2 separate regions of the Homo sapiens genome follow, and region 2 is linked to region 1. The links are chromatin contacts, found by Hi-C or POLR2A ChIA-PET in ENCODE. All regions are on one chromosome and are shown on one strand. The core of a region is the stretch at or near the end of the contact, and the rest is flanking DNA. Distances in the headings are between cores, read along the strand shown. Region 1 holds the start of TRIM69 (tripartite motif containing 69). Region 2 overlaps SHF (Src homology 2 domain containing F).

The links. A loop is a pair of places that touch in the nucleus more often than their neighbours do. ChIA-PET counts read pairs that join two places held with the same protein, here RNA polymerase II (POLR2A). Pooled maps may share reads with other maps.
Region 2: a loop to region 1 is called in a pooled map, with 3 times the contacts of the local background. The contact joins the enhancer-like site here to the promoter of TRIM69 in region 1. A Hi-C loop is called at or near these places in 4 of 50 pooled maps. POLR2A ChIA-PET finds 5 or more read pairs at or near these places in 3 of 52 experiments (GM10248, HEK293 and activated CD4-positive, alpha-beta T cell).

What each region holds. Positions count from the first base shown.
Region 1 is chr15:44,734,371-44,738,729 of GRCh38, reverse strand. TRIM69 (tripartite motif containing 69) reads right to left here and starts at 2,202. Exons shown (of 7, transcript NM_182985.5): 1 at 2,020-2,202. The coding sequence starts at 2,025.
Region 2 is chr15:45,165,271-45,169,629 of GRCh38, reverse strand. SHF (Src homology 2 domain containing F) reads left to right here. Exons shown (of 7, transcript NM_001394037.1): 7 at 1,497-2,416. The coding sequence ends at 1,683. DUOX1 (dual oxidase 1) reads right to left here. Exons shown (of 34, transcript NM_175940.3): 34 at 4,056-4,359. Among named protein-coding and RNA genes, the nearest start is that of SHF, 21 kb to the left of the region's middle. RefSeq lists enhancers at 1-55, 56-658, 1,416-1,917, 1,909-1,998 and a silencer at 2,199-2,998. Within about 2 kb of position 2,134, at least 36 of the 41 ENCODE cell types and tissues checked have a DNase peak (open chromatin) inside an H3K27ac peak, as active enhancers do.

The DNA.
Region 1 (4,359 bases), core at 953-3,452:
AGTAGTGGGTCTCAGATTTGAACTCTTTATTTGACCCCAAAGCCTATTAACCACTGAGTCAGCAGAGAGCCCATCAATATGTTTTGTGGAATTGAATTTATTAAATGGATCAAATTTGTGAAGCAAAATATCTGCAATAACTTCCTACTGCTCTAGAGGGAGCTATAGAATTGGAAACCAAATGAGAGTCTAAAATTTCTGGACCTGGAAATCTTTTAGGAAACACATCTACTGCCAGCCCCTTTTAGGGGAAGAAGTCTAACCTTAAGGCAGAGAGAGAGAAACTCGAGTCAGGAATTGATATTCATCCTTATAAAGCCCTGGCTGGCAGGAATCACTTTATAAGAAAGCACATCAGCAGGTCACGATGGCCCAGGCCTGTAATCTTAGCCTCACTTTGGGAGGCTGAGGCAGGAGGATCACCTGAGGTCAGGAGTTGGAGACAAGCCTGGGTAACATGGTGAGACCTCATCTCTACTAAAAAAAAAAATAATAATACAAAAATTAGCCAGGCGTGGTGGTGCGTCCCTGCAGTCCCAGCTATTTGGGATGCTGAGGCATGAGAATCACTTGAACCCTGGAAGCGGAGGTTGCAGTGAGCTGAGATGGTGCCACTGCACTCCAGCCTGAGCAAGAGAGTGAGACTCTGTCCTAAAAAAAAAAAAAAAAAAAAAAGAAAGAAAGAAAGTATGTATCTTCCTCCTTCAGTTCACTGTGCACATTCTCAAAGAGCAGAGAAAAGGCAAAGAGCTATGAAGTCCATGGAAGCTTGCATAAGAAATCCTTAATTTTTACCAGAGATTTTTTTTTCCTGAGAAGTTTTGTGTTGTAAATTTTTGAAATCATAGTTAAGATATCTAAGGAGAGTTCATTTGTTGCTTTTCAACCTTTATTCCTTCAAAGTAATTTTTAAACTTTGATGGGCAGTTTTTATGAAGAATTAACTTTGAGAGCAGAAAAATACAGTTCATCCACAGAGACAAACTATATAGCACAGCCAGCTTAAACCTAAGAGCAAGACACACTCCTGCTTCACGAGTCAAGCCATTTGCACATAAGAAGGCAAGATTCTGAACTTTCTGACTTCTTGGAGCTTCCCAGAGTTGAAAGAAATTTTAAGCCATTTAATTCACTCCTTTCCAACCTCTGCCTGAACATCTGAAGTAATGGGAAACTCACTATCACACAAACAATTTTTTTACTATTATGGAAAAGTGTCTATTTTCACTGACTTGGCCTTAAAGTAATAAGAATATAGTAGGTTTAGGCAATAGTGTTTATTTTTGCCCTAGAAATTATAAACAAAATGCTTATAGCCCTGTTTGCTTCAATAGCTAAGCACAGAGATGAGTAGCAGCAAACCTAAAGGTCCTATGATAGAGGAAATTAGAAACTGATCTTAATGATTAATATAATGAAATTAAACTTTATAAGAAGTGGAAACTAGTGGAAATGGATGATAACTCAGGATTCAAGGGCCCCTGAAAAACCCTTAGTGAGTTTTTCAAGCTTTCATGTAGTAAATAACCATTTTCTTTTGTTTGACAATCAGGAAAACACTAAGTTCAGAAGAACATAACTTCCTTTATTTTAGCTCTGAAGAGGTCTTAAAGGAAGAATTCAATTAAAAATGTTTACTATCTAAGTATCAACTCTGCCTTAAATATAAAATAATCAAATGTGAAGGTATTGTAAGCAAACCAAGTTATACATAATAATTTTTAAATCTAAAATAAAATGATTACATTGATAATGAAAGTAAATTGTATATAGTATATAGTTTATTTTTTCTCAAAATGTTTTGGTGGATTTCATTACTTTCCTACCAGCTTCTCTAGTATAAATTATCAGTTATTCCAAGGCTTGGAGAGAGTATAGTAGCTACCAGCTGTCACAAGTTAAATACTTCCCTTCATGAATTTCCTTTTGTGCTCCTAAATCCATATCCTCTTCTATGATCCTGTTTTCCACACTATTCCTAGAAGCCCTGCTAAGTTAAAAAAAAAAAGGGTCACTCACCTCCATGAAGCTTCAGCCCACCAAGGGGCAGAGGCAGGCACTTGAATCAGAGCTCAGCAGGCCCAGGATGGCTGCAGACTGGGAGTCAGGGACCTTTTAGTTTTCAAGGAATGGGCTCAGAGCATGATGGAAGAAAGAAAAGTTCAGGAGCTGGAGAGAAGCAGCAAGGCCAGAGTGAGGTCTGGCAGATTCCGTGACAGTTTGTCAGTTAACTTTGATCATCATTTGCTTAAGAGAAAGAGAAACCCTCATTAGAATACCCTACCTGCCCAACTTTTCTTTTGTAGGAGACAAGGGCAGCTCATTTAGATTCGAGTTAGTGGTCTAATCTTAAGGTTCATAGCTCCCCATTTCTGGACTAAGGATGCTCTATGAAAGAGGAAATACACGTCAGCAGCAGCCTATATTAAGCCTAACTCATGAAAAATAACCACCTCACCCCTGTTCATGATCCCATCACACCATCAAGACACCAGCTGAGTGGCTTTAATAGAGAGCTAGTTCACCTCTCATATTCCAATGAAGCAGCCCTGATTTTATCTCTGAGACAGTAACACAGGCCTGGGAAACACCAGGCCCTAAGAAAGCAGGATGAAAAAAGCTTCATTTCATACAGCTTTCTTCAGCAGTTTTAGCTCGCAGAGAGATGTACCAACACTGTGCTCCTGAGTGACTTATAAAGAGCCACCACAGAGCCAAACAGTTTTTCTTACAGTAGTTCCTCTAACTCAATATGATTTCTTGCACGTCTAGCTCCTGCCTAGCTGTCCAGACTTAATGACCACAGCTCTTTCCCCAGTGTTTGGGATCGCCCAAATATGTCACGCTTCTGCAGCTTTGTATATGTTGTCCCTTCGGATGGGAGTTTCCCTTCCCCCACACCCCCGTCATTATCTCTTTACTAAACTCTTCCCTAACCACCCCCTCATCCCCAAACCAAGCTTTACCCACTTCCCTGTCTCTTGTAGAAGATATTTTGCTGGCTCTATACCAGAGGTTACCAACCTCAGCCCTATTGATATTTTGGGCCTGCTAAGTCTTACGTTAGAGGGGCTGTCCTGTGAATTTTAGGATATTTAGCAGTGTCCCTGGCGTTTACACACTAGATGCCTGTAGCCACCCCCCCCCCACCAAACCCAGTCATAACAAAAATGTCTCCAGTCATTGCCAAATGTCTCCTGGGGGCAGGGGTTGGAATCACTCCCCAGTTGAGAAACACAGCTTTACTCCCTTCCTTCCTTCCTTCCTTCCTTCCTTCCTTCCTTCCTTCTTTCCTTCCTTCCTTCCTTCCTTCCTTCTTTCCTCTTTCTTTTTTTCTTTCTCTTTCTTTCTTTCTCTCTCTTTCTGTTTTCTTTCTCCCTTTCTTTCTCTCTCTGTTTCTTTCTCTTTCTTCCTTTCTTTTTCCTCTTTCTTTCTCTCTTGCTCTCTTTCTTTCTTTCTCCCTTTCTTTCTCTTTCTCTTTCTTTCCTTCTTTTCTTTTCTTTTTTCTTTTCTTTCTGACAGGGTCTCACTATGTTGCCTAGGCTGATCTCAAATTTCTGAGCTCAAGCTGTCCTCCCACCTCAGCCTCACAAAGTGCTAGGATTACAGGTGTGAGCAACACCACGCCTGGCCTAGTTTTACACATTTCTATAGCACCCTAGATCTTTGTACACGTGGCTTTAACAGAGTGTATTCTAATTGTTTGATTGCATGTCTGCCCCTCCACTAAGTTGTGAACAAACCACAGGATAGGTAGTACTGTATCTTGCTCACCTTGGCAATACATGGCATTTGTTAGATCAAAACCTTTGTCAGATAAATGTCTATGAAATGCTGGTGATCACTTAGTCAAAAAAGTAATTTTGTTTCATCTTGATTGTTTTTGTTGTTGGCTAAAACATTTGACAATGCTTAGTATAGCTGATTTTACTAAAGCCAGCGCCTGCACATTTTTGAACCTTTAGCCTAGGGGTAAGAGTACTGGCCTAGAAGATGGAAGCCTTGTCTCTCACCACCAGAGCACTGAATAGCCTTAGCTAAGACATTTAACTCCTATGGGTGTCAGTTCCTCCTTCTTTAAAATGTGAATTCCTAAGACCCCCTTCTGTCTCTAGAAGCCTGTGATTCCAAATCCTATGTAGCAAGAAGTCTCAATCTTCACAAAGAGTACTTCAAGTCTTTTTTTCACTATTTAAAAACAGTGTCCAGGCATGGTGGCTCATGCCTGTAATCTCAGCACTTTGGGGGGCCAAGGTGGGAGGATCACCTGAGCCCAGGAGTTCAAGACCAGCCTGGGCAAGATGGCGAGACCCTGTCCCTACAAAAAATTTAAAAATTAGCCAGGCATGTTGGCACGTG
Region 2 (4,359 bases), core at 885-3,384, 430 kb before region 1:
GGGGTCAGCCCCAAACTGAGAAGAGGTGAAGGAAAGCAGGGCCCATGCTGCTGCCCACAGCCTTGAGCCTGACAGGGGACACTGCCTCCCCTCTCCACCACCCACAGGGGCTGTTTGCCTCAGGCCCTTGGCTCCTTTCCCCAAGGGCCTGTGCTGTCAGCCCTAGTTATCTCAGACCTACAGATGGCCCCGGCCACCCTGCACCCTGACTCCCAGCCCTGGGGCCTCAGGCCTTTTCCTAGCAGTCTGCTAGGCTCCTGAGGACTCCATGCCTGGGGAGGCAGAGGGATAGAGTTTGGGGCCTCCGTTTTTCCTCCCATCTGTCACCTCCCTTCAGCCTCCCCACTCTGATTTCTCGCTTGTGGGCCTGGTGAAATGGGTCCGGGCAGAGCCTTGTACCCAGTCAGGGGAGGCAAGTGATAAGGATTGCCAGCCTCACTTCTCCGGGGGGTGGACCTCAGGATGGAGGCAGCTCCCTCACTGGTTCTGCTTTCCACACTAACCTCTAAGCCCCGTCCTTGTCCCCAAGTAGGCTCTGGCCAGCAGTATATAACACTTAGGCTTCAGGGCTCCCCAAAACATTCCTCACCCCTTGCCTGTGCTTGAGTTTCAGACCTGAGGCCTGACAGACCAAGCCTGTGGTGGTTTAGACAAAGGTTCTTGGAGGTCTCACTCCCATGCCCTCTCATGGGCCGAGGGTCCCTGGACATTTAGGAGCTAGCCAGAGCTCTGAGCAGTGGGGTCCTTGTCTTGAGGGCGGGGCCAGGCACTAATGCTGATTTCCTGGCTGTGGCAGGGAGATGGCAGAGGCAGGAGCATGTCTCCTCTGAGCAAGGGAGTGAAGTCATTGTAGGCTGAAGGGCCGGATAAATGAGCTAGGGGCTTGGTCCAAGACCCAGAAAGCAAGAGAGTGAAGGGATATCCCCAGGAGGAGGCAGCTGAGCACTCCCAGATTTTGGGGGGTCTTCCAGATCAGCTTCCCCCTTCCCCCTAGTCATTAGAAGGGAGAGCCCCAATGAAGACTAGCTTGGTTGTCACATCTGTCCACCCTCCTGCCAAGGGCATATGTGGTTCCACATGAGTCACCAGGAGCCCCTCACGGGTGTCCTACCAAAGAGCTCAAGAAAGGTGAGGTTAAACTGGCCCTGGCCACAGAGGCTGGAGGGCCGGGGTGCCTGGACCCCAGGGTTGGCCAGCAGGGGTCGGGGGAGGTGCTGGTCGCTCAGTTTCCACCTGCACACACCCTGTATGCTCCCTATACACACATTCTTGGCACAACCAGTGGCCTTACCACAAAGCCAATGCCCAGTGCTACCTACTTACACCACCACCACCCCTGCTTTCTGGACTGACCTCCACCTCCCCTAATCACCTGTCATTCTCAGCTGGCTTCGGAACCACCACATTTGCTGTAGGGTTGGGGAGGGTTACTGGGTGGATGGATGAGGGGGCTGAGGAGAGCCCCCACTCACCAAAGTCTCCTCTCCTCTTCCCAGGAGCAGCCAGGGATTCATGCACATGAAGCTGTCCCGAACCAAGGAACACAAATATGTGCTGGGCCAGAACAGCCCGCCCTTCAGCAGCGTCCCTGAAATTGTGCACCACTATGCCAGCCGCAAGCTACCCATTAAGGGAGCCGAACACATGTCCCTGCTCTACCCTGTGGCCATCCGGACTCTTTAGATGTGAAGCCAGGGCACTGTGATAGACCTGTACCCAGCCCTGTGCCCATCACCTGGCTGAGGGCTGTGGCTCTTGCCAGGGACGTGATCTTTCAAACCTTTCTTCTCCTGGGATCCAGTAGAAGCTGGAGATTCCTTAATTTATTCTAAAGGGAAAGGGCTCCTGGGGCCTTGGAGTAAGGGGTTGTCTGGAGCTGGGGAAAGAGGAATCCCTGGAGAGAAAGGATAGCCCCTGGAGGAAGGGGGTTCCAGAGCTACTGGGATGGTAGGGAGTTTCAGACTGGCAGCTCCGGCTCCTTTCCGACCTTAGGGCAGAGGTGGTGACCTCCACCACCACCACCCTCTCCCCACTGGGTCCGTGCGAGGTAGTGCAGAATTCGGCCCCTTGGGGCGCCTTACCACCTCTCTGCCTCCGTCCCCGACTTCCACCCCAGACCGTCGGAGGGCTCCGCCCAGAGTCTGGTAAGAGGTTTGGGGAAGACAGGCCCCTGGGAAGCAGCCGGCTTTGGGGGGTGGGGAGAGAAGGGGAGGGGCTCGGGCAGAGGGAACTGTGCAGTCCCCAGGCCGCCCCGGCTCCGGGCCAGAGGCAATAAATAAACCCGATCCTGCCGGGCACAGCCGCGCCCGCGCCTCCGGCGCCGTCCCCGGGCTGACGGGGGAGGGAGCGGAGAAGCGAGCGCAGATTCTGCGTATAAATCAGCTCTGGAGCAGACACAGCCCGGCTGTGAAAAGCACTTTCGAAGCATCAAGTTCCTTTCTTTGACGAGATGTCAAAACATCCCCGCCGCCCCCGCCCCGGCTGGGGGCACCCGAGGCCCGCTGGCCGCGCGGCGCCCCCTCCCCGCGGCGCGCGGCTTCCCCCGAGCGCGTCCAATTTCCTGCCAACAGCCATTTGTCTGGGAGGAGGGGAGGCGCGGAGAGACAAAGAGGCAGCGCGCCAGGCCGGGGAGCGGGGCGGCCTGCCACGCGGAAGCCGCGCGCCGGCGGAGGCGGGAAGGCTGGCGGGACGGGCCGCGGGGGCCGCGCTTGTCTCCTTGGCCGAGGAACTGAGGGCCTGCAGCGCCTCCCTCGCGCCCTAACGGAAGGGTTTGTCCCGGGCAGACCCTCGGGCGTGGCCGGCCTGCGAGCCCCTAACCACCGGCCCGCGGCCTAGGCCGCACCCCGACCGGCGCCCACCGCTGGAACCCGCCCAGGCCTCTGGGCGGGCCCGGGGAGGCCCACTGGGTCGCCAGGCGGAGCGGCTCTCAGGCTGCCCCAGGCCCGCCCCACCCCGCGGGCAGGCTGGTCAGGACCCCTCGACATGCTGGACAGGCACCTTCGGGGGACCGCTGAGCCAAAGGGCCGTCTGAGGGCCTCTTCCAGAACCTAAACGTGCAACCTCCAAAGTGTGCTGTGAATCACAGTACTTGAGAGTTTCTAAACCAGTGGCTATTTTCTCGAAATTGAGGATATGTGGTATGCAGGCGTTTTGTGGAAGCAATAGGAAGGATCACTTAAAATTGGGCACTCTCTTGCCGGGCGCGGTGGCTCACGCCTGTAATCCCAGCACTTTGGGAGGCCGAGGCGGGCAGATCACCTCAGGTCGGGAGTTCGAGACCAGCCTAACCAACATGGAGAAATACCGTCTCTACTAAAAATACAAAATTAGCCGGGCGTGGTGGTGCGTGCCTGTAATCCCAGCTACTCGGGAGGCTGAGGCAGGAGAAATCGCTTGAACCCGGGAGACAGGTTGCGGTGAGCCAAGATCGTGCCATTGCACTCCAGCGTAGGCAACAAGAGCGAAACTCTGTCTCAAAAAAAAAAAGGGGCGCACTCAGAGAAATTCCCTCAGAGGGTTGTCCTGTCTTTAAGTCGACTTGGAGAGCATCCAGCCATTTTGCAGATGAGAAAACAGGCCCAGAGAGGTTGGGTGATGTGTTCATTTGTCTCCTGCTATCATCTCACTGCCTGGAAGAGCCATGTAGGCACAGGTGCCCAACTCTCCCTTTGCTCAGAGAAGGGCTGGGAGTGACTGAGGTCCTGGTAACAAGCCAGGCGGCTCTGGCTCCCTATAGACTCCAGCTGAGTCTGCCCCCGACCCCGTTCTCTTCCCCAGCCAACCTCCTCCAGAAGCTTCCACACCCTCTGTTTCTGCCCCTCCTGAGCAGGCTCACCAGGCCTCACACTAGTGGCTGACAGGCCCTCTGTCAGGAAGGGCACCCCTGGGCCGGGGAAGGGATTGCTAGCTGGGGCACTTTGCCTTGGGCCAGCTCCTTTACTCAGGACACTGGGCAGCTTGAGAGATGTCTGGGCCAGCCTGGTGAGCTGGCTGGGTTAGTGGCTTCCTCTCCCCATGCCCCTTCCGGTCCTAGGGCAGAATAAAGAAACCCTGAAGGCAGAAAAGTGATTTATTTGGAAGGGAGACTACTGGAGCAGGGAGAAGAGGGCTGAGGAGCATTGCATACATAGGTATTGGGCCAGGGTCTGATGAAAGAACGTGCTTAAAACCTTGGGTGAAATTAGTTGTGGTGTTAGACTGGGGTGCCGAGTGGGTTTCTGTAAATGGCTTGCCATGGGTCCAGCCTCTACCTCCTGCAAGGCATTTGCCAGCCCGTCTGACAGTGGGGAGCCCAGAAGAGGAGGAGGTATGGGAGTAGGGAGGGTTCTAAGATGCCAGCATCCATGCTCCCACTGCATC